Regions from separate parts of the Homo sapiens genome. Here region 2 is linked to region 1. Evidence: chromatin loops called from intact Hi-C (ENCODE). Cell type or tissue: dorsolateral prefrontal cortex. All regions are shown on one strand.

Region 1 (2,500 bases):
TCAGATGCTGATGCTAGCAGGAAGAGCCCTGGGCAGCAGGAGACCGCGATCCATGCCTGCACGCTCAAGTCACCTCACCTGCTGGCCCCGGCTTTCATGGGGGCAGTTGTCTGGATTTTTCAGGAGCTGCTTTCTCAGACTGTTTGCAATCTGCTTTTTGATAGAATGGACACAAAACATATCGGAGACATGACATTCATTTTCTTTCAGGAGTTCAAGGTAATGTTATATTCTCTAGGGGAAGAAGGTACAGTAATGAATGTCTCTTTCTGTTTGTCATCGATTATTTTGAGTTGATTTGACACAGCTGACACCTTCGAGTTTCCACTGAGGCCGTTTAACAATAGGGAGCTCAAGGACCTTGGGTATTCCAGGAAATGTGTCAGCGTGTTTTCTGCTCTCTTTCTACACAGGTCAAAAGTCCTTTTGAGACTTTTCGCTCCTTTCTTCTTCTTCTTCTTTTTGTCTTTCTTTTTGAGAGGCTAGACAGATTTTTGAAAGCTTCCTCTAAACTATGCAATTGGGTACATGTTCAAAAGCGAGACCTTATTTCTTGTGAGAACTTTGTTGCCCTCCCTCTCTTGTCATCCGTCAGAAGCGCAGAGCTTTTTCGGAAGCTTTGACCGTGAAGGATCACAAATTTGTTTCTCAAAGGCCCCTCCGCTGGCTCCTCCGGCCTCACGAGTCCCGTTCCCCGTGTGCTTCTGTCCTTGCCCAGCAGACACCAGCCCCGCGCAGGCCAAACTGGCTCCGTTCCCCCTTTCATTCTTGTCCCTCTTTTCAATCTTTCTCTACTTTTTATGCAAAAAAAAAAAAAAAGTGTACCAGGCCCGGCGTTGCCATGGCAGTCATGGGGCTGCGTGCGGGCCTTCAGTGGATTTGAGCTCTAAACTTGGAAAAAAGTCATAATGCCCTCAAAGAAGCTGGAAGGAGAGAAAGAAAGAGGAGAAAAATAAAACAGGGAAACAGCCTGAGAGGGAGAGATCAGGAGAAAGCAGGGCAAAGCCCCGAAAATACATTCGAGGTGACATCACTGCCTTTCCCACAGAGGCCATTGACTTGGGAGACCGCCCGGCCAGTGGCTGCCCTAAAGCCGGCTCTCCAGGGCCGCGGAGCCTTCGCTCCCTTCCTGAATGCCTTTTTTGTTGGGAAACAGTGGACTGTTTCTGAAGGCCTGCATAAATGACTGAGTAATTCACTGCAGTTGCCAGGAAGTCGGAGCCACTTGTGAGCTAACAATAGTGAACTTTATCTCCCGCCCCATGCTGGAAGTTCCAGCTGTAGGTCCCGAATTCTAATAAGGGCTTTGCTCATGCCTCTGAGGTTATGGTAATATTTTATCCATCTTTCTTCATGAAGACACAGTCGCTGCTGCTATTGACAACCGGAGGCCAGCACTGAGGAGTGACGTGGGCAGGGGGCCAGGGGTGAGGGTGCCTGTGTCGGGGAAGATGGTGAAGAAAATTCAGAGGAAGGAGGAAAGAAAGCGGTGTTCCTATGAGCTCGACATGTTTTCTGTTTAATAGGAGACTCTAAACTGACGTAGAGGAGAGAAGAGAAAGATTTCACTCTGACCCATAAGTGGCTGGAGCGGAAAGATGGCTTCGGACATTTCCCGTGTTTCAGACGCTGCTCCTCCTCCTCCTCCTCCTCCTCAGCAGACGAACCGGCAGCCGAGGCTGATCACGTGCTCAGAATTAGTGTGAGGCTATGAGGTTCCTCTTTGCTCCCCCGTTTGTGGGCAAAGCCGATGTGTATTATTAAGTGATTCTGTATCCAGGTATCAGAGACCCCAATACCTTCTTTACATGATCGTTCTTAGCTAAGGGAAAACTAAGAATTTGCTCACTTCCTGCCTTGTGGGTTCTAAGGACACACCCCAACAAGTTCCTGTGAAGGGGGGCTGGGTCACTGACCCCCTGAGCAACCCCGGAAGGACAATTTCTAGGGCCTGGTTACAGAGATGACAGGTGGCTTAAGAAGTCACTGTGTGCCACGTGCTTTCATGATTATTGTTTCAGTTAATCTGCACGACAACCCTGAGAGATAGTCATATTTTTCCATTTTGGATGTACCCGGCTAGTGTTCATGGTGCCCTGTTGCCTCTGCAGCAGAGCGCCGCATCCTCAGTTACTCAAGTCCCCGTTCAGGTTTCTCATGACCGTGGCTTCTTGTTGAGGGAGAAGTAGAAAAAAATGAGTAAAAAGGGATTGGGGAATCTCGTGGGTGTGGGGGAGGATGGCGCGGGCCTGATTCTCATCTGCCTGCACAGCCTTCCCACGAAAATAAACCAGTGAAACCACCTGTGAGCCACACGTGCAGTTCACAAGATGACAGAGGACACCACAATCTGCAAGATTACTTCAACACAGAGAAGGAGACCAAATTTCAGCTAAGCCCCTGTCACCACCACTGGGAGCTTCTGGGCAAGGGGTCCGCAAGGTTTATGTGACTTTGTGGAAAAAAAAACAAACAAAAACACAGGATGAGGGTGCCTTAG
Region 2 (2,500 bases), 610 kb after region 1:
TTGAACACCTTAAGTCATAGAAAGCTTACTCCTTGCTAGGGCAGTATATTTTTAGAAGAGTTTGAATTGTTTCAGGGTTCTTCCTTTAAGTAATCTATTTTAATTGAATTTCTATTATACCATTTTGTACTTCCTTAGTATGACTTCCCAGATTTTGGGTAAATCTTAGTAAATCTATGTGCATTTTTTCCACTGATTTCTTTTGTAGATTTTATCACTGGATCTGACTATTGTCCTGTTGCCTATGACCTCAGTCCTGGGCACATCTATTAAGAGCCTCCTGCTTTCCTATCCCTTGGCAATTGCTTCTCTCTGTTGAGACCCCCATTCCATTCACAGGGGACAGAGCCCTGTCTTCATTCCGTTCAGCTGCCCCTCTCACTGCTTGCATGGCTCAGGCCAGCTCTCTGAATGGGCTTGCTGCACTTAGCACACCTAAAAACACAAGAAAAAAAATGCCAGCAGTTCTCATTCAAAACTTTAGAGCTTATTTACTTCTGCTTTCATCTCCTCACGAAGCATGTCACTATGTCCTTCTCATTTTTTTTCAGTCCCAAATCTGCACCAGTTCCATATTTTACATATTATGACCCTTTGATTAGTATTGAATGTCCTCAACTGGAAGTTTCTTTAGAAATCACTTCAAACACAAAACCTATTGGTTAAGAAATAACAATGTAACAGAATAAAGAGTGAACTGTATTTTAAATTGATTCCTGGATCAGTAACAGCTAAGAACCATGGCAGCCTCAAAGAGTCACGAACTTCATGCGGGTAAAGGTGTTCTGAATTAGAATGACTCTTTGCAAAAGGCAAAGAGATAAATTATTCCACTTATTAATTCTGTACACAGAACTTCAGACAGCCCCTAAAGTAAACAAACCAAGTAGCTAGGAGGGAAATACTGAGTGTGAAAGAGTTGATGAGCTAATTACATAATTATTGAAAAATATTACAGTAAACAGTCAGCAAATCTGAAGGGGTTGAACTGTTTATCTGAATGCAACTTCTCATAGGATGTTACCAAAACAATAAAAGAGAGTTAGCACTGCTGTCTCACGAAACTAAATATTTCTTGCTTCATTGCTAGTCTTATTTAAATATATATTTTTGAATAATTTTCAGTCTCTTAGAGTGGAAATATGATATTTCATTGCAATTTGCGGGGAATTTTTTTTTTCAGTTTAAACACAGAAAGCATATTTCTCTTTGACCCATGATCTTAGGTTCACACACACAAAAAGATAAGATGTAGTGCATGATCTGGTTGCTGTGTGTGAATGAGGAGTACTTTTAAAATTAAGTGCATTTTGAATGTTAGACTGACTGCGTTTTCATTAAGGTGAATGCTATGAGCAGGGCTGTTATCCTTTTCGGATGCTAGGCTCACGCATTAAAATCTTACTCACGATGGGGTCTGGCTTCCTTGCTTTCATCAAATTGCTACCTCTCGGCAGGAACCCAGACAACCAGGGTGCCTGCATCACTCTGTGTGGTTTTCTGTAGGAAGCTCCCATAAAGGGTTGCATAATTGTGAATAAGCCTTTTGGAAGAAATGTGAAAGCTCCCATTGTGCTGAAACAAGGAAGGAGGCCAATGTTTGAGAGGAGGTTGCTGTAGTTTTGCCAAATTGTGGAAGGAAAATGCATGAGGCCAATTTTGAAGCCCAGCTGCATCTTTCTAAGTTAAATATATATATGGGTTTCATTTTTTAATTCTAGTTTTGAGTAAAATTACAACTCTATTAAGGTGGTGATTTAAAAGATTCTTTTACAATTGTATAAAATAATGTATCATGATCTATGTAACACACAATAAACACAACCACTTTTTTGCCCAAAGTTCCAATGAAATAAGTCTTTCAATGAATAGACTAAAACCTTTTTGACTGTGTGGATTCCTTGATTAAGTCTAGCAATGACTGCCCATTGTCTGCTCAATTCCATTTACCCACTGTTTTCTTAGCCAATTTTGTATCTACATGAAACCCAGACCTAGGCTTCAGTTAGGTAGTGCCCCGGGTGGTCCATCAGATATGTCAAGCCTATTTCAGTATTGACTGAAAGCTTGGTCTCACATTTTTCTGTGTGATTAGCATATCTTCTCCAACTTTTGTTTCCCATGAGACTGCACCATCTTCTGAGTCGAGGGCCAAACTTTTTTTACAAGGTTCCATCGCTTTCAGACACACGGGGACTGCAGTTCCTCAGCCACTCCGGGTTTGATCCCACCACTGGGTCTTAGCATGTGCTGCTTCCCACATTCACCAACGGGTGCCCCTGGCTGCACAAATCCAGGGGCATCATTCAAATGGAATTGAAGCCTCTGCTCTCCTATTCACTAGTATATGTAACTCCAAAACTCAGTTTCTCGATGTTCTTGAAATGAGATTATAGGACTTGCTTTACTTACTCTATAAGAGGTATATGTGGCTCCTTTGTTGTTAAAGTTCTTTGTAAAGTATTAAATTCTCTACAAGGGGGGTTATTATCATTAAAAT

What was found. Peaks named below come from ENCODE experiments on the same cell type or tissue, not always from the same donor. Only the 100,000 strongest peaks of a DNase experiment are listed, where the experiment ranks them.
Region 2: a loop joins it to region 1, with 4 times the contacts of the local background. A loop is called at or near these places in 1 of 110 quality-filtered maps.

The regions. Positions count from the first base shown.
Region 1 is chr6:164,084,541-164,087,040 of GRCh38, forward strand. It overlaps LOC105378106 (a long non-coding RNA gene), which reads left to right and starts at 1,459. Exons shown (of 2, transcript XR_943218.4): 1 at 1,459-1,780; 2 at 2,273-2,459. In dorsolateral prefrontal cortex, a CTCF peak has its summit at 1,070; DNase peaks (open chromatin) are centred at 751 and 1,121; H3K4me3 peaks cover 1,996 bases; H3K27ac peaks cover 2,500 bases.
Region 2 is chr6:164,692,600-164,695,099 of GRCh38, forward strand. No RefSeq gene overlaps it. Among named protein-coding and RNA genes, the nearest start is that of MEAT6, 130 kb to the right of the region's middle. In dorsolateral prefrontal cortex, no CTCF peak of the experiment used is centred here; a DNase peak (open chromatin) is centred at 1,512; H3K4me3 peaks cover 1,257 bases; H3K27ac peaks cover 2,144 bases.